Linked DNA regions of Homo sapiens: region 1 is linked to region 2. Evidence: chromatin contacts called from ENCODE Hi-C or POLR2A ChIA-PET data. All regions are on one chromosome and are shown on one strand. Each heading gives the region's core, a stretch centred on a gene start or an enhancer-like site at or near the end of the contact. The rest is flanking DNA. Distances are from core to core; before and after follow the strand shown.

Region 1 (6,688 bases), core at 2,134-4,633, 350 kb after region 2:
TAGGGAGTATGAGCACCGCATGGGTCCATGCTAGGGAGATGTGCACCAGGCTTAGCTAAGAAACTTAAAGCAGTATTTTACCAACTCTTGTCTTAGGGAGCATAAAGTTTGGATGTCCCTTTATTTCAGCAGTGTGAAGGTAAATGGAAGGGTGAGGGTTTGACTTGGTACTGATTGGTCAAGAATCCTGCTGGATAAAGAAAAGGAATTTTAGAAGTGACCAGAGGGACAGTCCAGCCAAACTATTATTTGATAAGGAACCCAAGGCCCTGGGAGGCAACAGGCTAGCCCTTAGTTTCATGGCTAGCTGAGAGCAGATTAGGAGCCAACGTTGTTTGCACATGTCCCATCACACCTGAGATGTCAGACATGGGAAGTTCGTGCTATTATTCAGTTGCCTCTCTGGACCATGGCAAGATTTCCTCATTCATCAAACAGACTCCAGGCCCTGACAAAGCAGTTGGATTTGGCATGTGTGATGAAAACAATTAGCCATCCATGTACAACATTATGCTTACTGCATCCCATGGAAACTTAATTCCCTCCTAGCACATATTTGCATACTGAAAGGTCCGAAAAGGGCATCCACGGCAGCTTGAGCCCCTTAGCACCATGTAAGGAGCACAGCATCCAAACGGCTTCTTGAGAACCATTGGGGAATGTCTTTCTTTTTCACATCCAATTGTTTAGTGTCTATTTATTCTTGGGTGGCCAGTTTTGAAACCTAAAAAGGGACAATAAAGCAAAAAGTATCAGTAAGGATAGGTGGCTGAGACCCACTGCCCTGAGCTACTAGTGTGGCTGTGCCTGTGGGTCTCTAGAACCATCTGCATTGGACGTGAAGCCACAGCAGGTGGCTGGACTGCTGGCCTGTTCCTAATGAGCTACGCTGGGCTTTGAGGTAGAGGTTGGGGTTTATGAACCCCAACTCTGGCTTAAAGATCTTGCTGTGGCTCTGTTATGTTCTGAGGCCTTGGGATTAGCCTCTTCCTCATTATGGAGCTGATTTTCTAGTCTGTGGATCAGCTATGCCTTTGGACACTTCTCTTTTCCATTGTGCCTTTTGAATGTTGTCTTCTCACTCAGCATCAGCACTTCGATCTAAATGCAGACTAGGTAGTTGGGAGGAGGAACCAAAGTGAACCATCCTTCATTTATTCAGTCATTCGTTCATCTGTCAAACACGTATTTGGACATCAAGGTTGCAGAGATGAACAATGCATGGATTTCATCTTTGAGGAGTTCAAAACCTAGTGGAGAGAACACATGGTACAATCGTAACACATGAAGGACAAGTAAGTGCTGCAGTAAAGGTACTAATAACATGTTCCTTGGAACAGAGGAAGAAAAACCACGAAACCATGGAAATTAGGGAAGCCTTTACAGAGGGTGTGACAAAACTCAATTTGACATTTTCAAGCTATGTACAATGATGTGCACCTTGCAGATGCTCAATAAAGTAATTACTGACAACTCGTTAGCAGTTCTGTAAAATATCTAAAAGGGGAGAATCCTAATAGTTGAAATGAGGCTTGGGGACTGTGAATTGTTGCCATTTTCTTCTTGATCCGCATTAATTCAAGCAGCTTCCAGTGACTGGCTTTTGTTCATTTCTTTAAAAGTTTGCATCATACATGAAAAAACAGAGAGGTCTGGATCAGTGAAACAGGACTTAGAACTATTTTTTAATGTTATTGCTCTGCAAAGTATTTGGGACAATAAGTGTTTTTGATATCTTGCATAATTAAGCACCAAAGACTTACTGCTTCACTGAATCTGAATCACATAGAAAATTATAGAAATACTTTTATTAGTTTGTTTATTCATTAGGAAGCTCCCACAGTGAGAGAAATTACAAGCAGTCTCTGACGGGGGCTGGTCCTCTCTGTGGCCTTTAGTAGGGTGATCCTCTTGGGTGGAGGTGGCAGTAATTCTTGGCTGCCTTCCCAGTGTGGGCAGCATCTTGCCTAAGCTCACCACAGAATACGTGTTTGTCCAAATGTTACACTACAAGCCATATAGTGTGGACTGCTTGCTTTTCATTAATGGGTTCTCAGTCTTCCCATTGTCTCTCTTTGTAGGTATTTTCCCCCAGGTCATGGATTGATGTCTAACTCCAAATCAATTTTTAAGCTTAAATTTCAACAAAGAAAGTGCTTATAACCACTTGTCATCCTCAATTATCCATTGTGAGGAGGTGGATGTAAGATGACTTCTGGAGGCCAGTACTTCCTAATGATTAAGAGCCCACGCTCTAGAGTCAAAATGATGTAGGCACAAATCCTGGCTTCCCCACTTATTGTGTGATCTTCAGCAAGTTACTCACCTCGGCTTTCTCATCTATACAATTATGAGTACCTATCTCAAAGGGTTGCTATGAGCATTAAATGAGTTAATGAACATAAAGCATTCATCACTTACCATGCTTGGCACATGGTAAGTGCTCAGCAAATGTTAATTGTTGCTAGATCTATTGTGGGCAATGATATTTACACTTCTTGGACAAAATTGGTTTGATGGTGCCTTAGAGGTTAGGATGTTTCTAGATCAACGCTGGAAGAACCAGGATCAAAGTGTGGTCTGGGAGTCAAAGTCATGAATGAAAATGAAGCAAGCCAGAACCTCATCAGTGGTGTCCATGAATCTGAAGGTACAGATGAGGGTTGGACCTGGAGTCTCAAAAGAGAAGGGTCAGAAAACTGAAACTCAACATGTGTCCAGCACTATTCAGTTTTATCTCATAATCAAGCCTCCAAAATCCAAACACATTGTCAGCATCTGCTTTGAAGGTAAGCATTGCAGGTAGGATGAGGCAACCCAAAGATGGCATTGAGAAAGAGGCAGAGCCTCTTGGACACTGTGCCTGGTGAGTGTGGGTTGGTGGGGGAAAGGCAGGTGATCATTCTGATACAGGGCCTTGGGGTTAACTAGTTTTAGTTGTCCTGTGACACTTTTGGGAAAGTCTTCAAACCTTTGTGAGATTTAATTCCTTATCAATAAAATGTGGGTAATAAAAATATCACCCCATAGGGTTTTTTGTAAAGATCAAGTGAAACTAGCTTTGTAAACTATCAACTATCATAAAAATATAAAGATTCATAATTATAAGTTTCCAAGGTTGGTCCTATTTCTTTAAAAATTGGTGCATACTTCCATTTTTTTAAAGGTGAGTAGATGTGAATGAAAATTAAAGTGCTTATTCAGAAAGCATAAATGGCTTAGCCAGAAATTGGGTTTGACAGTAAATGTTGAACATTATGCCTTGGGAACTTAAGATTCTCAGAATGCTGCCTCATCCAGCCTTGAGTCCTACTTTCTTAAAACCCAATCAATCCCGTTTTCAGTAGATTCCTCCACACACCTCATGTCCATTTGCTGTCTGGCTCGGCTGAATCATTGAAATGAGTAATAGGCACTGAAATGAAAGACACCATATGAATCTTGTAAAACCTGAAAAGAAACAAGTGCGAGACAGTGAACAGTCCTGGTGAGTCTGAGAACTGGCAGAAGCTGCCTAGACCGCCCCTGGCAGCCTGCACACTCAAGGCCAGCCCAGGCCTGCCACTGACATCTGTCCCTGAGAACATCAGACAGCAGCTTCTGGGCTTTGTTTAGGCTGCACCAAGTGTGTGTTTCTCCAGCATTCTTGCTGATTTGGCATATCCAGATGTATTCTGTTTACTGCGTCTGGAAGGAAACTTCCAGGGGAATAGAAGTCTCAAGTGAGGAAGTGGCAGGCTTATGTAAAGGGGAGAGTGCACCTGGAACACAGGAGCCCTGAGTTTCCCTCCTCTGAGTTACTGTACATTTTCTGGTTGTAATCACTGGTATATTTGCAAAACAAGAGAGGGACCATCTCTAGGGTCTTCTCAAATTGCAGGCAATAAATCCTTGCTTTTCAACAAGTACTTTCATATATTTGGGTCACAGAGATTCTGATTGCATTCTCTCAACTTATCTCTCCTATCTGAAGGTTACCAAAAGTCAGAGAAATTCCCTGCGATGTTATCAGGAAGGACAGGGAATGATACATCCTGAAAACATCGTTATTTTTATTATTATCATCAGCATTTCTTCTCCCCAGACTTAGAGAATTAATTAGCAGGGTTGCCATTAGGTGGTGGCCAACCTAAGAGTAAGAAATGTTAGTAATGCCCCTGGCTTCTATTTAACTCCCTCAGTAGCCTGAAGGGTTGCCAGAAATCTCACCACTTGGCACGCTTCCTGTAGACTAGGAAAATACAAATAATCTGAAAGAAGTTAACACATTGTGTCAATGCTAGCAACTTAGGGTAAATGATTTTATGAAATCCTTCCTACTAGCTGGGAACAATTCTACATGCAAGTAATTTTTTTTTTGAGACGGAGTCTCGCTCTGTCGCCCAAGCTCCGCCTCCCAGGTTCACGCCATTCTCCTGCCTCAGCCTCCCGAGTAGCTGGGACTACAGGCACCGGCAACCACGCCCGGCTAATTTTTTGTATTTTTAGTAGAGATGGGGTTTCACCGTGTTAGCCAGGATGGTCTTGATCTCCTGACCTCGTGATCCGCCCGCCTCGGCCTCCCACAGTGCTGGGATTACAGGTGTGAGCCACCGTGCCCGACCACAAGTAATTGTTTTGATTGGTAAGAGGTATGGTGGGAATACCATATTGAGAGTCAGGAGGTGCCTGTCTTAGACCAGCATCCTGTGGAACTGGAGCCTTACCCCAAGTGAGCCCTTTATTGTAAGGGCTGGAGACAAAGTGAAAGACCCTGTAAGATCTTAGAAATCAGGCCACAGAATTTTTCTCTAAATGTCTAATATTAGATCAGTCCATAATGGATCAAAGTAGAAATGCACACCTGAAAGAAATAACAAGCGTGTTGGGCCTATTGCACTCATAACCAGTGGTATGCTGGTAAATGTTGAACCACCAGCTTTCTGTGTTTGCGGGGAGAGCACCCTGATTTGTAATGTTTGCCAATTTCTGTGGTGTCAATATTTCCATCACAGCTGATGTCAAGCTGCCAATGTGACATCACTGAAAGCAGCATTGGGAAGAGATGTACACAGCCTGGGCTCCTGAGCTAGTGCAAGTCACTGGGAACTGGCTCCCCCATACCACTAACTTCATCATCCAATTGAGTGCATAAGATACACAGAAGGAACATTTCCAGCAGAAAAGAATTGAACAGCTATAGTATGGCAGAGGGAGGAAAATCACTGAAACAAATACTGACCATGCCCTTTTGAGTACTATTCAGGAGAGAGGAAGGCTTGACAATCTGAACTTTAAATATTTCGAAATCCAAAGACTACATCCCCAGCCCTGTAAAATAAATTCATAAGGTTATTTTAGCTCAGTGCCATTAAACAATAACTTATCTAATGCCTTATTTTCCATCCTTTTCCAGTCAAACAAGCTTCTGCTCATGGCCTGGCTTTCTTTTTTTTTTTTTTTTTTTTATTATACTTTAAGTTCTAGGGTACATGTGCACAATGTGCAGGTTTGATACATAGGTGTACATGTGTCATGTTGGTTTGCTGCACCCATCAACTCATCATTTACATTAGGTATTTCTCCTAATGCTATCCCTCCGCCAGCCCCCACCCCCACAACAGGCCCCAGGGTGTGATGTTCCCCGCCCTGTATCCAAGTGTTCTCATTGTTCAGTTCCCACTTATGAGTGAGAACATGCGATGTTTGGTTTTCTGTCCTTGTGATAGTTTGCTGAGAATGATGGTTTCCAGCTTCATCCATGCCCCTGCAAAGGATGCAAACTCATCCTTTTTTATGGCTGCATAGTATTCCATGGTGTATATGTGCCACATTTTCTTAATCCAGTCTATCATTGTTGGACATTTGGGTTGGTTCCAAGTCTTTGCTATTGTGACTAGTGCTCATGACCTGGCTTTCTATGTTGGTTTGCCTCTATGGTCCAAGTACGCTGAACATACAGATTTCAAACTCTCTTGGCAATGCTATACTAAAGCAACTTGAACAAGTGGTTTTTGATTATGTTTTGGCTTCCTGTGTAGCTTAAGTACATAATGTACATAAGATGATAATGGGAGTGCTCTAGTCTATATATCAGCTCTATTTTTAATGTAAATTAATAAAATTTCATTGTAGTATTGTCCTTAATCTCTTGTGTGTCCTAGCATGAATCCCTTTCTTAGAGTCTTATTGCTTCCAGAAGCTCAGCAGAGCCCACATCTGAGCTTTCAAATCTGGAAAATATTTCAGGTTGTGGTATTCAGACCAGCAGAGAGAATTCTGCACAGCCTTGGTTAGCTTTCCCTGAAATACCACTGCCACATTTCCATCTCCTGTCTCAGACTCACCTCTGAGCTCTGCAACCTCTGTCTGTGAATCAAATGTCACAGGATGTGTTGAAAATCAATAAAAACTCATCCTCTGCCATTGGATGGCAGAATGCATTAGTTAGGATACCTTTGCCTGCATGCAATAGAAACCCCTCTCAAACTAGCCTTGTCCCAAATTTACTGGATCATATAACAAGAATTTAGAAGGGGCCTCTTGAATCAGGGACTCACAAAATGACAGAACTCTATCCACTATCAACAACTCTTTGTTGTCTTCATTCTCACCTAGAGTAAATGATATTTCTTCATACACTGTGAAGCACAGGGAGCTCTGAATATTCACCCTGATGGTCTCATATCTGGAGGAGGAAAGCTCCTGT
Region 2 (7,313 bases), core at 2,363-4,862:
TGCTGGTAATACTTGTTCACTCTCAGTGGGACCACAGTGTGTGCCAGAGCCACCCAAAAGAATACTACTGTGGTCCTGAGATACTTACTTCTATATAGGTATAAACAAACAGGTTATGATGAAAGATTATTTAAATTTCAGTAACTTAATTAAATATAGGGTTTATTTATTAAAACTTATCTGAGGAAAAGAATCTCGAGTTCAGGTACTTTCAGTCTTTTTGTTTTAGATAAGTTAAGCAACAAATATATCAACATAAAATATATATTATAATGTTACTATATACAATTTGAGTCAAGATATTTAAGGACCTTTGGATTTTATGTTAAAGGCTAAATTTTAAAAATTATTTTTGTAGAGAAAGCCTTTTTATTATGGATACTGCCACTGCATTCTCACGGTGACTCTGTGTGAGAGGTGGGACTGGGAATATTCCTTTTTTTATTTACCGCAAGTGAGAAGAGAGGACTCCTGCCTCTGCCCCGGTGCCCAGACCTGCGGAGGAAGCCCAAGCAAGGGCCGCATTTAGGGCACAGTCCTGTGGGCTCAGGACCTGCCTGTGGGGGCTGAGGAGGAGGGGAGCACGCCTTTCTCTGAAGTGTGAGTTTGTGCTCAAGCTACAGAATCCCTGTGTGGTTGTTACTTCTTTTTTCTTTTTTCTTTTTTTCTTTTTTATTATTATTATTACACTTTAAGTTTTAAGATGTTACTTCTAACATTATGTACAAAGCCTTTGTGCAATTGGATCACAGCACACTTGTAATTAACCTGTTTCAGCACTAGGTGGCTTTCTCTTTTTCCCCGCAACAGCTTTTACCTTCGTTTCCTGAGTAGTTTGAAGGGCCTTAAAAAAGGCAAACTTAACTTTGAGCTAAGCTCTGTAGTAAGAACATGCTTATAACTAGTTATTTTAAAATGTATCTGAATATATCTATTAAGCTAATGTATTTGTTGAGTCCACATGATGTGTCAGAAACTCTTCGGTACTAGGAACATATGCAGACGATTCATTGGTAAAATAAATATGTGTTGAGTACTTGCTGTGATCTTATTTCTGCTAGTAACTGGAGATACAAAGGTGAATAAGACACAGTCTCTGTTGTTATAAACTTATGAGTTAAGGGGGGAGGGGTGGGAAAGAAACTAAATACACAGGCAATTTAATACATTATGATATCAGTATGCATAGAATGCTTGGGGAGCACTGAGTAGCATATAGAAATTGGGGGGAGGAGGGAAAGATGACTCCCTGGAGGAAGTGGCACTAGAATAGAGCTTCAAAAGACTTTCTCATAATTAGTATATATTTTAGCATTTAGTATGTGCCAAAGTAAAAGTTTCATAGATTTGTAAGGGTAGACAGGCCCTCTAGATGAAGAAGACATCGGGGAACTACAAGTCTTTTTCACAGGTATTTGCACAAGGTTGGTGCCAAGGATAGGTAGGGCAATGTACATGAGTTACTATAATTCCAGGCAGATAGTGCTAAGTCATGTAGTACTTAAGATACAAAACAAACACTTTGGGAGGCCGAGACGGGCGGATCACGAGGTCAGGAGATCGAGACCATCCTGGCTAACACGGTGAAACCCCGTCTTTACTAAAAATACAAAAATTAGCCGGGCATGGTGGCGCGCGCCTGTAGTCCCAGCTACACGGGAGGCTGAGGCAGGAGAATGGCGTGAACCCGGGAGGCGGAGCTTGCAGTGAGTCGAGATCGCGCCACTGCACTCCAGCCTGGGCGACAGAGCGAAACTCCGTCTCAAAAAAAAAAAAAAAAAAAAAAAAAAAAAAAAAAAAAAAAGATACAAAACAAAATGCTGTACTAGAATGAGAATCAGAACAATTGCTTAAAAAAATAAGTCTATCAGAGATTCTTGATTGTAAGAAGCACAAAGTGACGTTGGGTAACTTAAGCAAAAGAGAAATTTATTGGAAATATATCGGGCAGCTCACAAATTAATTGGAAGGCTCAGAAAATGGGCAGGAATCTAGGCAGATAGCCACTGGGAACCCAGCCAGAGATACGCTACTTGTCTTGTTAGGGTGAGGTCACCATAGAGACTGCTGCTGCTCCTGGACTCCAGGGGATAGTGCTATCGCAGGTAGTTTATCAACACCTTTTTGTCCTTGCATCATTTCCTCAAGATTCAGTGCACATCCAGTTGACTGAGCCTAGGTCGTTCTAACTGCTGGAACAGGGTTGGCTTCTGTAATGGAAGGTAGATAGAACCTGCCCCTAGACTTAGACAGTGAGTTCAGTGTTCCCTAACATTGAAAGGATTTACTTAGGTGACTATCAGGAAGGGAACATGGTAGGTAATAGTTGGAAGTTGAACTACCTAATCTCTAATTTATTTTCCAGCTCTAACATGTTAGGAAAATAATGTACTCATGCTTTTAACCCCCTTCTCCTTACCCATAACTAAGCTACGCTGAACTCTCTATTCCTTAAAGAGACAACACTTTCATAACCCAGTCCTATGCTTTTGTTTTTCCCATGTTGGGCCGATCTTCCCTCACTACCACCTTCTCCACACCCCACAGTGGATTAACATCCTCCTCATTTTCCCTCCGGTTCAATTTCAGCCCACATATCTCTTTCTCCTTGTCACTGAAGCTCTATGTCCCTTCCGTCAGTCAACAGGTAGTAATGATTACTCATGGAACTCCAAAGCAGTATGTTCCTTTAACATACTTTGCAATAAAAATGGGTAGTTGTGTGCACGTTGGTCTCTGGAACCAAATCGTAAAATCCTAAGGGCCAAGGACAGTCTTACTCATTTCTTGCTATTTATAGCTCCACTCACAGTGATCTCTTGGACTCAATTGTTACTTTAAAGGTTAAGCATGTGCTCTGCATTTTGGTTTATATTGATAATATCTCAAAGATTTTTAAGTAAGCATTACAAAGTTAAACTTCAGACAAGTTTGAAGTTATTCAACACACATTCCACTTTCAGAGAGAGTCTAAGTTAAATAGGTGTCGGGGTCTTGATTTCACTTGTTTTCTGGAACATATGGATTGGTCCAGGGTTTAGAATTCAAGTTTGATGCCCATTCAAAAGACCTGCCATGTAGGGGTTGGGAATCTTGTAAACCCCACCCCTCAACCCCCAACTCCAAACCTCGGGTTTCAGGTAATGGTTGCTTGGGGGAAAAGAGAGTGAGAAAGCATATTCCAGGGAGTGCTTTTAGTTTAGTGGTGGAGCTTACTGTTTCCTTTTTATTTATTTCTGTATTTTTATTTTTTGAGACAGAGTCTAGCTCTGTCACCCAGGCTGGAGTGCAGTGGCGCAGTCTTGGCTCACTGCAACCTTTGCCTCCTGGGTTCAAGTGATTCTCCTGCCTCAGCCTCCCGAGTAGCTGAGACTACAGGTGCCCGCCACCATGCCTGGCTAATTTTTGTATTTTTAGTAGAGACAGGGTTTCACCATGTTGGCCAGGCTGGTCTCGAACTCCTGACCTCAAGTAATCCACCCTCCTCGGCCTCCCGAAGTGCTGGGATTACAGGCTTGAGCCACCGTGCCCGGCACTGTTTCCTTTTTAAAAACATGTGTTGCATGCAGGTGTTTGGAGGAGGCACTGCTGCCTGTCAGTGCTGCCCTTAAGATTGTGAATCAGCTAATCCAGATGAGCTGGCTTGGTTTCACATGAGGACTCCTAAACAGGCTGGCCCTTATTTTTCAGGTACTGGTCATAGGTTCTCCAGCCCTTTTGAAAACATTGTTTCCAGGGTATCCTTCTCCTTGAGCGGAGTATTCGGCTCCCTAGAAAAACCTCGAGTTCTGCCGGAATCAGAAGGCTTGATGGCTTACATTTAACTTTGAGGCTGCTGGCACACTCAGCAAATTCCTTAGCTCTTTGAAAGGTAAGATAGAAGCCACAGAATTGTTTGTTGCTGTGGTTAAAATCTCTGTTATAAAGTTATAGGAGGTTATTGTAATCTAGACAGTGAAATTGTTTTTAAATCATTAGGAGGTTTTGGATTACATGTAGCTGGCAGAAAGCTTTGCCCGTTGGTGACATAACACCTGGGAGTTGTTCTGCAGTTAGTGGTCTCTTTGAGGAATGGGTCGCTGGCCTGTAGAGTTGAAAGCACTAGTATTTGCTGCATAGGGGAGAGTAAGGGCCCCCTCATCTTACGGAGCTGAAAGGTACAAGGAATTATCTGGAATTCTCATAGAGACTGGCTTTGGAGGGATCTTTGTCTTTTCTTTAACTCTTACTTGGTACTGAGAACATTCCAGAGAATACCGCCATGTTCTTGCCATCAGTCAGCACGTAGTAAGAAGCATATGTCTTACATGCTACATGCTTGCAGAAATTAGCAAGTACACAGTACACTGCCTGTCTTCAAAGGGTAATGACTTCACCAGGGCCATAACACCAGCCTATTAAATGACTACTGCAAAATACTAGGCAGGTGAAATTTAAGTACCACAAGTTTTGTGTGCCTCAGATCATAAGTGTGGTGACAGTTGAGGGAAGGGAGATCAGTCAGGGCATGGGGGATGGTGTTGAGAGGCGTTCTAGAGGCGGTAAACTGAAGAGGTACATTTACTAGGATGAACTTTAGAGTAGTTAGGGGTGCATGTGAAGCCAGAAGGTGGCACTTGGAGAATGAGGATGACATGTTCACAGGATGCTGGGATGCTGAGGGGACCAGCAGGACTATGCACAGCTAAAGGGGGCCCTGTTTAGAGACAGCCTTGAAAACCACAAAAATTCCACCCTGAAGTTATAGTCCAAATCATTATGTGTAAGGGAGTGGCATGCCGGCAGTGGAATTTAAGGACAAGGGACTTCCTAGTTGTGTGTATTGTATGATAGCGGAATGACAGTTTCACGTCCTCCAGGGTTTAAACCTCATGGAGACTTTGAGCCTGTTGTATTAATGGCCTGTGGACAGATTCAGGAACTGACCCTTGGGAATTAGTAGTTCCAGTGGCAGGTGAATCAGAGGAGTGGCTCACCACGGTTTCTGTTGCTCCTCTTGCCTCCCCCAGACAACTCACTTCATTCACCTTAATTCATTTTTTTTCCCTTCAACAATGAAGCCGTTGTTATTGCCACTCTTGAGTAGGGAAAATAGTCTTGCTCAGAGTCACATTAGCTAAAGGCCTCTGTTACAAAGAAAGCAATGCATAAAACCATATGGGAAGGAAGTTTTCAGTGCTTCAGAAAAGCAAGCCAAAAAAGCAGTCATGCTCAAAGAGAGAGAAGCAAAGGAGTTTTCATGTTGACAAATGACGTGCAGATTTTGTTAAGAAAAAGGAGCCATTCTTGGTGAAATGGGTCATAGGCAACATAAGGCAGAAATGTTGTACCCTTAAACTAGAATGTTAGAATTTCATCCTTTGTGGAGTGCAGCAAAAACAGATCTTTAGGTTTTCTTCAGGTTAAGGGCCCTAGGCACTGTACTTTCTCCTCCCCAGTGGGAGACTCCCCAGAGAGCTGACTCCTTTACTCAGACCTTAGCTTGTTTTCCATTGCTTTTGCCACTTTCCCTATGCATACTAAAGCTGTGAGTGGTGATTCTTAGATAAGGTTCTGGTTTGAAAGAGATATCTAAAAGTTACCTACAAAGTCCAGAAGTGCTTGTATGGGAATGGTCTTTATGAAGCCCCTACAGGCAGCTACACTGTACACAGAACAACTGTAAAGCCAGGGGGGTCCTTGGCAGGCTGTGGGCTCCCCTAAAAACTGGCACCATTGCTCAGCCCCTGGTACCGAGCCAGGCTCTGCAGGGGCTTTCTGGGTGGTAATGGTATCTGGGAGGCTTCTGTGGTTTCTCCCAGCTCTCGCTCCTGGCCATGAACTTTTGACATAGAAAACAGCAGTCCCTCTCATGCCATAGGTTTATTTCCAATTCCTCATTTCAGATATCCTTGACCTTGTCGCTTAGATCATGTGCCCTGCATTTTGCCTAAGAAAGTAGACTCAATTTGTGTTGCAGGAGTTCCCAGTGAAGACAGTGAATTAAAATAGGCAGGGAAGGATTAGGTACATGTAGAATGGAACTGCGACCTCTGTTAAATTTTTGTTGTGTGGCCCCGGAATCTGGGGTAGACTCTGTGACTCACATTACTGTCACGTTTCCTTGTCTTTCAAGTGAGAAAGCTAGCAGTTAAAGTGACTCCTAGTAGAAGTCCATCAATGATAGACTGGATTAAGAAAATGTGGCACATATACACCATGGAATACTATGCAGCCATAAAAAAGGATGAGTTCATGTCCTTTGTAGGGATATGGGTGAAGCTAGAAACCATCATTCTGAGCAAACTATCGCAAGGACAGGAAACCAAACACCACATGTTCTCACTCATAGGTGGGAATTGAACAATGAGAACACTTGGACACAGGATGGGGAACATCACACACCGGGGCCTGACACTGACATGGACTGGGGGAGGGATAGCATTAGGAGATATACCTAATGTAAATGACGAGTTAATGGTTGCAGCACACCAACATGGCACATGTATACATATGTAACAAACCTGCACGTTGTGCACATGTACCCTAGAATTTAAAGTATAATAAATAAATAAATAAAGTGACTCCTTCAGGCTGTGTCAGTGCTGGGACAGCTCAGCCGGTTGGTTGTCTCTTGGCTTTAGACGAGTGGATGGTACCTGGGCATGTCCATCTGCTGGGTCTGTTGTCATCTGCTCTGCTCTCCAGCCTTTCTTCAGCACTGAGGAGTGGTCAGCAGCAGTGGGAGTGTAACTCAGTGGACGTGCAGGACCCTGGGTGTGTGTGAAGAAGTCCTAAGTGATCTTTGACATGTCTTAATAGTTAGGCATCCTGTCCTTCAGTGTGAATTCAGGTGTGTGTGGGGGTGTGTGAAATGCTTTAGTTCTTTCATGACACTGAGGAAACAGTGGTGAAGGGAAAAGGCATATCTTTGGTGTCCTCTGTGCTCCGGCCCTGCTTCAAGGATTGCCCTCTTTGTAGTGTTCTGTGGTTTGGAGTTCTTAAACCCACTCTTAGTTAGCAGACCATGAGATAAAGTGTGGAAAAGTAACTCATACTGACATTGTAGTGACAGTGAATGGCTTAGTGCTGGGATCCATACTGAGCTCCACATTGAAAGCACACACACACACAGCCCTACACTCTTCTTTATACACATATTCATATATATATACACACACACATATATATTTTAGTTGGACCTCAGTTTTATTATCAGTTTGCTCTGTTTTCATTTAACATTCTTAGTCATGTGACTAGATAGAATCATCTGAAGTTGTAATATGCTGGCACATGGCATTCCTGACTCAGTGTCTATTTTAAGAAAACATCAC

What was found. Hi-C counts contacts between places; a loop is a spot of excess contacts on that map. ChIA-PET counts read pairs that join two places held with the same protein, here RNA polymerase II (POLR2A). Pooled maps may share reads with other maps.
Region 1: a map of B cell shows a loop between it and region 2 (16-fold over the local background). The contact joins two enhancer-like sites. A Hi-C loop is called at or near these places in 4 of 168 maps with a recorded cell type or tissue (B cell, CD4-positive, alpha-beta T cell, OCI-LY7 and 1 more), 9 of 37 single-sample maps with no recorded cell type and 9 of 50 pooled maps. POLR2A ChIA-PET finds 5 or more read pairs at or near these places in 1 of 52 experiments (naive thymus-derived CD8-positive, alpha-beta T cell).

The regions. Positions count from the first base shown.
Region 1 is chr11:95,131,173-95,137,860 of GRCh38, forward strand. ENDOD1 (endonuclease domain containing 1) reads left to right here. Exons shown (of 2, transcript NM_015036.3): 2 at 1-1,473. Among named protein-coding and RNA genes, the nearest start is that of LNCRNA-IUR, 16 kb to the right of the region's middle. Within about 2 kb of position 3,384, at least 8 of the 41 ENCODE cell types and tissues checked have a DNase peak (open chromatin) inside an H3K27ac peak, as active enhancers do.
Region 2 is chr11:94,785,924-94,793,236 of GRCh38, forward strand. The region is part of intron 1 of AMOTL1 (angiomotin like 1); the gene reads left to right. Among named protein-coding and RNA genes, the nearest start is that of AMOTL1, 21 kb to the left of the region's middle. RefSeq lists enhancers at 2,933-3,433, 3,434-3,934. Within about 2 kb of position 3,613, at least 5 of the 41 ENCODE cell types and tissues checked have a DNase peak (open chromatin) inside an H3K27ac peak, as active enhancers do.